2 separate regions of the Mus musculus genome follow, and region 1 is linked to region 2. A link is a loop called in an ENCODE intact Hi-C map of the cell type or tissue named here. Cell type or tissue: left cerebral cortex. All regions are shown on one strand. Each heading gives the region's core, and the rest is flanking DNA. Links, peaks and the distances in the headings are about the cores only. Region 1 has its middle 27 kb from the start of Gm36109. Region 2 has its middle 110 kb from the start of Timd4.

What was found. A loop is a pair of places that touch in the nucleus more often than their neighbours do. Peaks named below come from ENCODE experiments on the same cell type or tissue, not always from the same donor. Only the 100,000 strongest peaks of a DNase experiment are listed, where the experiment ranks them.
Region 1: it touches region 2 in a loop (8-fold over the local background); 6 of 42 quality-filtered maps call a loop at or near these places.

What each region holds. Positions count from the first base shown.
Region 1 is chr11:48,769,642-48,775,024 of GRCm38, forward strand. No RefSeq gene overlaps it. Among named protein-coding and RNA genes, the nearest start is that of Gm36109, 27 kb to the right of the region's middle. In left cerebral cortex, for the core only: CTCF peaks have their summits at 2,227 (motif pointing right) and 5,243 (motif pointing left); DNase peaks (open chromatin) are centred at 2,241 and 5,241; H3K4me3 peaks cover 253 bases.
Region 2 is chr11:46,917,446-46,922,828 of GRCm38, forward strand. No RefSeq gene overlaps it. Among named protein-coding and RNA genes, the nearest start is that of Timd4, 110 kb to the left of the region's middle. In left cerebral cortex, for the core only: a CTCF peak has its summit at 2,999; a DNase peak (open chromatin) is centred at 3,035.

The DNA.
Region 1 (5,383 bases), core at 266-5,265, 1.9 Mb after region 2:
TTCTAATGGAAAAATATTTAAAACGCTTTATTTTAGTGCACAAGTATAGTTCACCCACCAATATTTCCTCTTTCGTTCAAATGAACCTACAACATTATAACCGACATATTCTAAATTATACATTTAAGGGATTCATAGTAGGCTAGTGTAAGAATACTGCCTGGGGCTGGGGTGAAGTTTAATTGATAGAGTTTGCCTGGCAAGCACAAAGCCCTGGGCGCAATCCTAGCACCACACAGACCAAGTGCAGTAACACACACCTAGAATTCTAGCACAGTGGGAAGAGGCAGGAAGGGCAGAAGTTCAAGGTCATCCTTGGCTACATAATGAGTTCAAAGCCAGCCTGGACTCCAGGAGACCCTATCTTAGAAGGGAAAAAAAAAGTGTAGATGTTCATAAAAATATAAATGACCAGCTGGGCGTGATGGCCCATGCCTTTAATCCCAGCACTTGGGAGGCAGAGGCAGGCGGATTTCTGAGTTCAAGGCCAGCCTGGTCTACAAAGTGAGTTCCAGGACAGCCAGGGCTATACAGAGAAACCCTGTCTCGAAAAACCAAATATATATATGGGCCAAGTTCAGAAGCTCACCCCAAAATTTGTTAATGTTGGCTGGAGAGGTGGCTCAGTAGTTAAGAGTGCTCACTGACTGCTCTTCCAGAGGTCATGAGTTCAAATCCCACCAACCACATGGTGGCTCACAACCATCTTTAATGAGATCTGATGCCCTCTTCTGGAGTGTCTGAAGACAACTACAGTGTGCTTATATATAATAAATAAACAAATCTTTAAAAAAAAAAACTGTTAATGTCACCTAGTGTCACCTTCTCCTGCTTTGAAATCTGTCTGGATACTCACTGAACTCCAAAAACATTTCCTGTTTTAAAACCACAAGTGTAAATGAAATCCCTTTTAATAAGCTAAAGTTGTTGTCCCAACCTTTCTGCTAATTAAGACAAAATGCATGGAAAATATCTAATTTTCCTTCATCATTTAGAGATAAACAGATCCGCTTTATTTTATAATGTCTGCAGGACATGTCACATGTCTTTCCACTTGGACTTAGCCAGACCACTATATGGATCGTTTAAGCCCAGTCCTCTCCAAAGGTCATGTGTATACCATACTACCTTTGTGGAGGAGTAACATGGTCCTGTTGTGTGGGAACTAAAAAGGGGGCCCTGGAAAAGAGAGGGAGGAAAAGGCCCACGCCCCGCCAGAGTTCCACTTTTGCTCTGGACAGGCAGGTGTGGTGGGAGGGCTGCCAGACTCTTTCCACTCAACCCCGGGTGGGCATCCAAGCCTCTGACCCACTCTTCAGGGGGTGGACAAGGGGCTGCCCAACCTGGGAGCCCCAGAGCTACTCTCTAAAGCCCCGGGGTTATGGGAGACATGGAAGAGAGATGAGAGGTTCCCACACCGGCAAGAGTGAGTGCAGTGGATCTAACTGGAGCACAGGAAGGCCTTCTAATGGGAGATTAGAAATGGCTCATTAGGAGAAAGCCTGTCCCATCCTCCAAGCTCAGTGGGCCTTGATGAGCAGAGACACTCTAAGGTTTTAGAGCTCTTTTATAGAAAGGCAGGGAAAAAGAGAGAAGGTAGAAAAGAGAGAGGGGGAAAGGCTAGAGAGAGAGAGTAAGAGTGAGAGGAGAGGAGAGGAGAGGAGAGGAGAGGAGAGGAGAGGAGAGGAGAGGAGAAGACAAAAAGAGAAGAGAGAGGAGTGAGAGAGGAAAGAAGACAAAGAGAGAGAAGAGAGGAGTGAGAGAAGTGAGAGAGCAAGGAGAGGCCAAACAGCCCCTTTTAAAGTATGCTGTCTTATTTTACTGTTGCTAGGTAACTGGAGAGGAGTTTAGCCTGAAGGTCAGAAGCTTGGGCCATTGCATACGTGACTTCTAGTCATGCTTCTCTTGTGGGGGCTGTGGGGGGTGGTACCTTGGGCAGGAGCCAGAGTTCCAGGAGCATGAGGGAATGCCCACTGTGTCATGTAGATGAATTATCACCATTCCGGGGTTCAGATCTCAGCTCAACTGGAGACCAGCCTGTCTGTGAATAGCCCAATGCCCCACACTGTTGTTCATACTATAAAAACAAGTCCCTTTAAGTGGATATAGCTCTTTATTGGGTCCTATATTCGTCTTTACTCTTTTACTCTCATTGTGTCTCTTGCTATTTTAAAGATGTTTGGTTTTTTGTTTTGTTTTTTTTTAATTATGGGGCAGTGCCCACGGAGGCCAGCAGAGGGCAGTGGATCCTCTTAGACCTAGAGTTGCAAGTGGTTAGGAGCCACCAGATGTGAGATTTAGAAACTAAATACTGGTCCTTTGCAAGAGCAGTATGTGCTCTTAACTACTGAGCCATCTCTCCAGCCCTCTTTGTACCTCTTTAAGGAAACAACTGTGCCCAGCCTCCTGTCCTTCCAAGTTTGTAGCACACAGCACAATCACCACTTTTTACGACTGATTTTCAGTCTTGCCTTTCCTGTCAATAACGGACTCCACTGGGCAGAGAGAGTTTTCACTCTATATTCCCAGCAGCAGGCATATAATGGGGGCCCAAAGAATTATATGAAGTTGAACAAAACAAAAGCTGCCTATCTTTTTTTAAATCACCTTCTATTAGAGATTAACATACGAGGTACAGTGTGGCATGTTGTACATTTATTTAATCCCAACAAGCTGGAGGCAGAAAAGTCTCAATGAGTTCCAGGCAGACCTTGTCTACATAGAAAGATCCAGAATAACCAGAGTTACATTGAGATCCTGTCTCAATAACAACAACAGCAACAGTTACATTTGAGGAGTGGGAAAGGAGTCATAACTGAGTGAGATCAGGAAGGGCTCTTTGGGTTGCTGTGAATATCCTTTTTATCTGGAAGGACTTTGGGGGCATGTTCACTAGATAATCATTACTGAGCTTTCTAACATGCTTCCTGTTGTATATTATAAACCAGCAGCCTGAGGGGTCAGGGAGGGAGGTCCTTGCTGGGCCCTACCAAGGTGTCACCCTGAACAGTCATATGTCAAGCCTAATATAAAAGGGAGTTTATTTGGATCCTGGGAAGGGGGTAGAGGGAGAGGAGGGAGGAGGGCAGAGAAGGACAGAAAGAGAGAGGCGAGAGGAAGAGATAAAGAGGGGAAGAGACCAGCCAGGGACACAGAGAGAGGAAGGAGAGGGAAAGGGAGAGGGAAAGGGGGAGGGAGGAGAGAAACGTCCATTTTATAAGCTCAATGGCTAGCTTGTACCTGTCTGTTTCTAGCAGTTAACTGCAGGTCACTGTTGGGCAGAGCCTAGAGGAAATGCTAACACTTCCTCAATGTGATCCACTTAGCAACAAGTTTAAGTCTATCATCACTCTGAAAATGAAAGAAGTATTTGAAGATTGTTTTAAAGAATAATAGGTTTTAGTTCCTGAGCATGTAAAGTTAAACTGAAAGTGGGATCCGCAACAGTCTCTTACATTAAAAAGTGCTCAAGCCAGGTACTTGGTGCGAATCTGTAACCCCGCCCTGGAGAGGTCATATAGCCTGGGCTACATGCTTAACAGGTATCAGTTCTTCAGCAAGCAAGAGTCTCTGTCTCTCTCTCTCTCTCTCACACACACACACACACACACACACACATACACACACACATACACACACACACATACACACACACATACACACACACATATACACACACATACACACACACATGCACACACACATACACACACACATACACACACACATATACACACACATACACACACACACACACACAGGAGCTCTTTCCTGTTCCTTGTCTGTTTACAGCTCCTGCTTGAAGCTGTGTTTTCATCACGTAACTCCCAGTTGAGGCACTCACCAGGGGAAGACAGACCTCCAAAGCTCAAGCCCATGGTGTCTGTGTCTGTGCTGACAACACGGAGTGCCTCTGGTCCACCATTTCTCCAACATGGAGACGGATCATTGGGGCATTTGTTAAAGTGGAAGTCTCCTGAGCCCCAATACTGGACGGCCTGACTAGGTCAGGGAATAGGGTAAATTTGAGTGAGAGTCGTCCTGTCCAGTCCAAGCTGACCTCAGACTCCTGAGCTGGCGTCACAGGCAGCCATGCAGCTCCAAGCCTAACTCTCCAAGTCATTCAGAAGACTGTACTCAGAGAACACTCTAGGCTCCGAACCTTGCTTTCTATAACAAAATTGGTAGGGAGACAGGCGCTGTCTCATACTTCTGGTAAAGAATATACAAGGGCTGGAATAAAGGCTGCCGTCCCCTTCTCCAGTGTTATTGCTGTGACTCCGTACTGTGTAGCTCAGGCCCCTGAAGAAATCTGGCCTGGGGGGCTGGTGAGGTGGCTCAGTGGGTAAGAGCACCTGACTGCTCTTCCGAAGGTCCAGAGTTCAAATCCCAGCAACCACATGGTGGCTCACAACCATCTGTAACAAGATCTAACTCCCTCTTCTGGAGTGTCTGAAGACAGCTACAGTGTACTTACATATAATAAATAAATAAATCTAAAAAAAAAAAAAAACAAACAAAACAAAGGCCTGATGGATTAAAGGGGTTGACCCCACCCCTTCTTTCTTTAAAAAAAAAAAAAAGAAAGAAAAGAAACCTGGCCTGAAGCTTGGCTCACTCCACAGAGCCTTAAGACCTTTTCACACATGAAATGGATTAGCTGGAGAGACCCCAAAGCCCATCTGTGCATTTGTTAAGAATGCAGACCCAGCCACTGTGGAAACCTAATTTAAATCACAGTGGTAATATTTACATGCTGTAATATTTACGTGACTCCGTGACAATTACTTGAAGCCTGCGTGCTTTACTTTCTCCTCATGTAAAGAGGTAAAACAACACATTTGCCTCATGGTGTGAAGAATTGCATGTTAATAAAACACTAGCACCGAGCTCAGTAAATAATGAGGTCCCAGTAAGCAGTGGCTATTAATCCATCTTAAAACATGGCACCACAACCGCATTCCTCACTCAGAAAGTTCTGCGCTGTGCTGTTCCACGTGATCACCTGGAAGTGCTCGCTTGAACAGCACATTTCTGGAACTAGCAAGACCTAGTGGATCCCAACAGCCGTGGGACCCAGAAGTTTACATTGACAAGCAAGGAACCCAGATCCTTCCTTTATATACAAAAGCGTGAGTTACATTTGACTAGGGCCATAGAGAGTGTTTTTATCAATGAAAACTCCGTATCACAGAAGGCCAGGCACAATTGAACGCTAATTTAATATAAATACGAAATAAGTGAGCGCCACCTACTGGTTCATTTTAGAATGCTCAGCTGGCGTTGGGAAGATTCTCAGTGGTTCACAGCTCTTCAGAGGACCTGAGTTTGTTAAATCCAGCTCCAGGGATCCAACACCTCTGACCTCTGAAGGCATCAGCAC
Region 2 (5,383 bases), core at 257-5,256:
TGGCCTCCATGCATCTCTAGATGATTTGATCCTTTTCAGCAGCCAAGTTTCAATGGAAATGTCATCTTACCCTTTTATAAAGCCTTTATAGGGCCTCCCCATTTAATGTATATTTACCCCCAATTTTCTCAATCAAAACTTGTCTTCCTTTCCCAGATTATAGGCCCTTTAGTATACACACAAGTTATCTGAATTTCTCATTGCTTTAACTCTACAATCTCTAGGGGAACTGAGCACATGGGAGCTGCTCAGTAATTATTGCTCACTGAGAGAGGATGAGAGAGGATGGAGCCAGAGAACTAATATAAGGACCAGAGCTTGGGGAAGTTTGAAATATATATTCCTAAAGCAAACCTGGAAATACTTTATTTTTCTTCTATTTCTTACTTAGGGATATGAGTTGTTGAGACCAGAAAAGTGAGTGTTTATGAGTGTGTGAATTTGAGTGTGAGTTTATGTGTGTGAGTGTGATTGTGTGTATGTGTGTGTGTGCACGCGCACGTGTGTATGTAGTTTCCCATTCCCAGGGAACTGACTATAAAAGACATTGAGGCTCTCTCCTAAGCAAAGGGTAATATTTTGTTGTGAGAGAACTTTCTCAATGAGGATACTCTTTGCCAGGGTTGAGTCTCTTGCTGTCATTTGCTTTCCAGGCACAGCAGAGCTGGGCAGCATTGTTTAACCTTTAGGAAGCTATGTATGAAATTTACATTAGCGGGGTGCTGTTATACAGTTACAAAACGTTTGTCCCATGAATATCAATGTGGCTGTGGGCTGGCAGGAGTGATCATCATCAGAGTAGCTCCTCTCACGAGTGTGTGGTAAAAACTTAATCTAAACCAGTAGTGCTGATGTGAATTTGAATCTTAAGTTCTTCTAACATTCCCAGAGGCCCATGAAATTCACTTAACTCATATGACATTCACTTCACGTACTAAAAAAACATTATTTCTAAAGAGGATCATAATTATTTCAAGAATTTTCTCTTTTGGGAATACAGTAAACACTCTTTCATATCTACTTATTTTCTGTGTTACTTTACAGCCCCCTCTACAACTACTATGATTACACTCATCTTCTGTATCCTAATTTCATTTTGAATGTGTCTAATCTTAATTGCTATTGTTTATAAATCATTCATTAGTTCTAAATAGACATTATTTCATTTATTTATTTTTATTTTGTTTCCATTGGCCATCATATTCTTTTACTATTTCTTTGTTTTTTGGCTTGGCTTTAAGAGATTTGACTTTTGTCTATTGTTTTTTTTTTTTTAATAGTCACATGCCTACAAACCGATTCTGTTGGACTAAGTACTTGGGAATAATTCTTGGAGTATTGTTTTCCATGAAACAGATACTCACATCCCTGTTTCTCTCCTGAGTATTTCCTTGGATAGCCCTTCTTGAGTTCTCTGGTTATAAATGCTGCTCTGTGCCCAGGTCCTTTCCTGGCCCTCTGGGGGGAGTCTCACTAAGTCTCTTTATATTTGTCTTTGGGCTTCTCTTCATCTAGCACCCTGTGTAAGATTTCATGCTTGGAAGCCTGTAGTTTGTAGAGGAGGAGAAATCAAACTGTTCTACTTGTTATTTTTCTTGTTACAAAGACAAAATTCCAGATAAAAGTAACTTAAAGGAGGAAGACTTTATTTGACTCTCAGTTTTGGGGGCATAGTCAGTCATAATGGGAAGGCATGGTGATAGGAGCTTTAAGCAGCTAGTCATGTTTCAACTACAGTCAGGAAGCAGAAGTAGGACCCAGGAAGCAGGAAGCAGAAAGAAGAAAGCAGGAAGTAGGAAGCATGCAGAAACAAAGTGGTACTCAACCTTTTACTCCTTTTTATTTCAGTCTACGAACCCAGTACATAGGACAGTACCACCAACATTCACTGTAGGTCTCCCCTTTTCAGCTAAGCCTTTGTGGAAATAGCCTCACTGTTGTGCCCAGAGGTGATTCTAACTCCAGTCGAGATGACAATAAAAACTGACTCTCACAACTGGGGTTGAGCACCAGCAACACTTCTTGTATGAATGATTTTTTTTTTCCTGGCTAAATTTTATTTTCTGTCCTGGGTGTGTGATGGCTGTACTTAGTGGAGCATAGTGTCATGGCCCCACAGGTGTTCAGTGGCCTGGCCAGAAACTCAAGTCGGCCACTTGACAGCTCACTTTCCTTTTAATGTTTCCATTCTTGGGACTGTCCTGAAGTCAGAGGTGACAGAATGAAATCATCTTCCTCATCATCCAGTCTGGAGCCTCTGGAGGATTGATTTGAATCTTTTTCTGACCACCACCTTTCAGATGTGATGACCCATTATTGATTAATCGTGACCCATTTACTTTTTAGTTTTCTGTTTTGACCTCATTGTTAATGAGCCTTTGGGCTATGACACCAGTACTCTAAGGCTGATTTGGAATGTTACACAAAGATGTCATTCCTGGTAGGATTGGGAGACCAGACTGTTATAGACCCTTCCTGCAAAATCAAAATCTTTGAGGTGAAAGAACAATTATGAAAATATATTCACTACTCCTTTATTTTCCTGAAATCGGTGACCAGAATAAATGTCACCCAAAGTTTCATTTTAAGTCTTGCTGGTTTTGAGTCTGTAGTTAATATTAATTAGCTCACCAGATGCAAAAGCCACTCTCAAAAATGTGTTTGCAAGACCTAGGGGGCCTCTCTTCCCAATGATGGCTGACTAGGCCCACTTGCATTTTATTTTCAAGGCCACAATTGTTTCCATGATGCAAAATAAATACCTTATTGAATACAAATGCCTTGTAGTAATGAATCAAAGCCAAACCAAGATGTAACCGGAACCTAATCAGAATGTGAGAAAGCACACCAACACACCTAGCTTTGTTTTATATATCAAAGACTGATAATGACCTTTTGTTTGCTGAATATTCACAATAGGAAGGAGGTATAGGCTGGGCTAAGCATCTATGTATTGTTCAGTAACTGTACTGATCAGATGGGAGCTGGTCAATGGACCACTGGGTGTCAGTATTGTCTTTTCTTACTCTGGTAAAATCTGAAATGGATTGTCTTATCCTTTTCAGAGATTGTGACTTTTTTGGCATCCAGGATCTTAGACTTTCTGTCCAGTTGGTTTTCTTTGAAGGTGAGCATGGAGTAGCTGAGACACAGAGAAGGTAGACCTGATCCCTCCCAGGATGGTTCTATCATCCCAGGCTCCACACAGTTCTGAGTACTTTATCTACTCACCCTGGACAGACTAAAGCAATCATTCTACCCAAGTCCTGCTGGGTGAGCCAAGGCGTTTACTTAAAGGAGCACAGACAACACTCAGGCAAGCTGTGCAGCCGAAAAGCCCACTCTAGCATGGGAAGGACTCATGAAACTTTATCTTGTGTAACACTAGAGAGCCCTGTGTACCCTATAATAGATGACACAATTGTCTACCACCTGGGAGGACCCTCTTTAGTCCTGTTACTTTCTAGGGCTTCTTCAGTTTCATAAAGGCCATAGCTTAGGTTCATAAGGGTCCAGCATTAGGCTTCTCTTTCTTTCCCACAGGAGTGGATGTCTTAGCTTGGAGGTCAGAGTCTCAAACTTAGACGCCCACAGAGTCACACAGATGGAAGGGTGAGGTGCACACTGTATTTGCATAGTAAACAGCAAGGGTGCTCCTTTATTCCACAGAGAGATGCTATTCCCTCTACTCCATCACTACTTGCTCAGGGTGTCTTTTCTATCCCCAGTACTGGTTTTATTAAAGTTAAAAAAAAACAGTAACACCCAGTACTGGTTTTATTAAAGTTAAAAAAAAAACAGTAACAAACATATGATGATGATAAAGGCAACTAATCCTTGTCAAATGCTCAGAGACAGTTGAGGATATAAGAAGGGCCTAGAGACTTCCATTAGATACATAGGCAGGTAGGCTAGTCATTGTCTATTCCTGGATACATATCTGATAACAAAGGACTTCTGGCTTCAGCTATGTTAGTCCCCTACTTTGCAGAGAGTTGTTGAGAGAAAACGTAAAGTTTAGCTGCTAGGGAGCATATTCAGTTGTGTGGGAATATTCATGGGTGATAGTTGCATTGGGGAATCTTTATTATTGCTTGACAAGGTCTAGAATTATGTAGGAGACCATCCTTTGTGCCTGTCTTTGAGGGAATTTCCAGATTAGATTGACTGAGATTGGAAGACTTAACCTAAATGTGGGTGGCACTAACCTATCTGTTGGAGTCTCTGAATAAAAACAAAAGCAAGTTAGGCACCAGGCTTCCATCCATCACTACTTCCTGACGGTGGATGAAATGTGACCAGCTGGCTTCTGTTTCTGCCATCCTGCCTTTCCCATGATGGACTGTTCCTGCAAACTGTGAGCCAAAATACACCCTCCCTTAAGTTGCTTACATCAGAGATTCGGCCATGGCAACAAGAAGAGTAACTGATATAAAAGTAATCAGTGGGAAGACAGAATGGGTTTTCAGAGGTATAAATCGACTCTCAAAAAATAAGCTTACTCTAGAAAATATTAGCCTCTGGAGCAAATGCATAGGACGTGCAATGTTCATCACTGAGCATATAGTTTCATTTGAAAAATATCCAGATCTCTTGCATACTTTTATTTCCCAAGAGTTTTAGAGTGAGTGAGGAGGGGAAGTTCTCCATTCTGATCCCCAGCAAGAAGGGCATTAATTATAAAGGATGATGCACGGAGGTTAGAGAATCTAATTTGTAGGAAGAAGGACTTAAGTTGGATGCACGGAAGCTTCTTGACAGGAAGGGTTCCTTAGGAAAGTGTTCTTGGCAGAGATTATGGGATCTTCTTTAATCCTGTTATTATAGCTATCATAGTTCAAGCAAACCATCTATGCTTAGCATTAGCCTTGTAAAATGCCAGTCTGATCATAGTTTTAGCTTTTTATTCTTTTAAACAACTGTTATTTTTATCTGCTGACTTGTGCATTTGGTACATACATTGTTCCTTAAACTGTTTGAAGGGAGCATTATTTTTTTATTAGATATTTTCTTTATTTACATTTCAAATGTTATCCCCAAAGTCCCCTATACCCTCCTCCTGCCCTGCTCCCCAACCCATCCACTCCTGCTTCCTGGCCCTGGCATTCCCCTGTACTGGGGCATATGATCTTCACAAGACTAAGGGCCTCTCCTCCCATAGATGGCTGACTAGGCCATCCTCTGCTACATATGCAACTAGAGACACAGCTCTGGGGGTTACTGATTAGTTCATATTGATGTTTCTCCTATAGGGTTGCAGACCCCTTTAGCTCCTTTGGGTACTTTCTCTAGCTCCTTCATTTGGGGGCCTGTGTTCCATCCAATAGCTGACTGTGAGCATCAACTTTTGCATTTGCTAGGCACTTGCATAGCCTTACCAGAG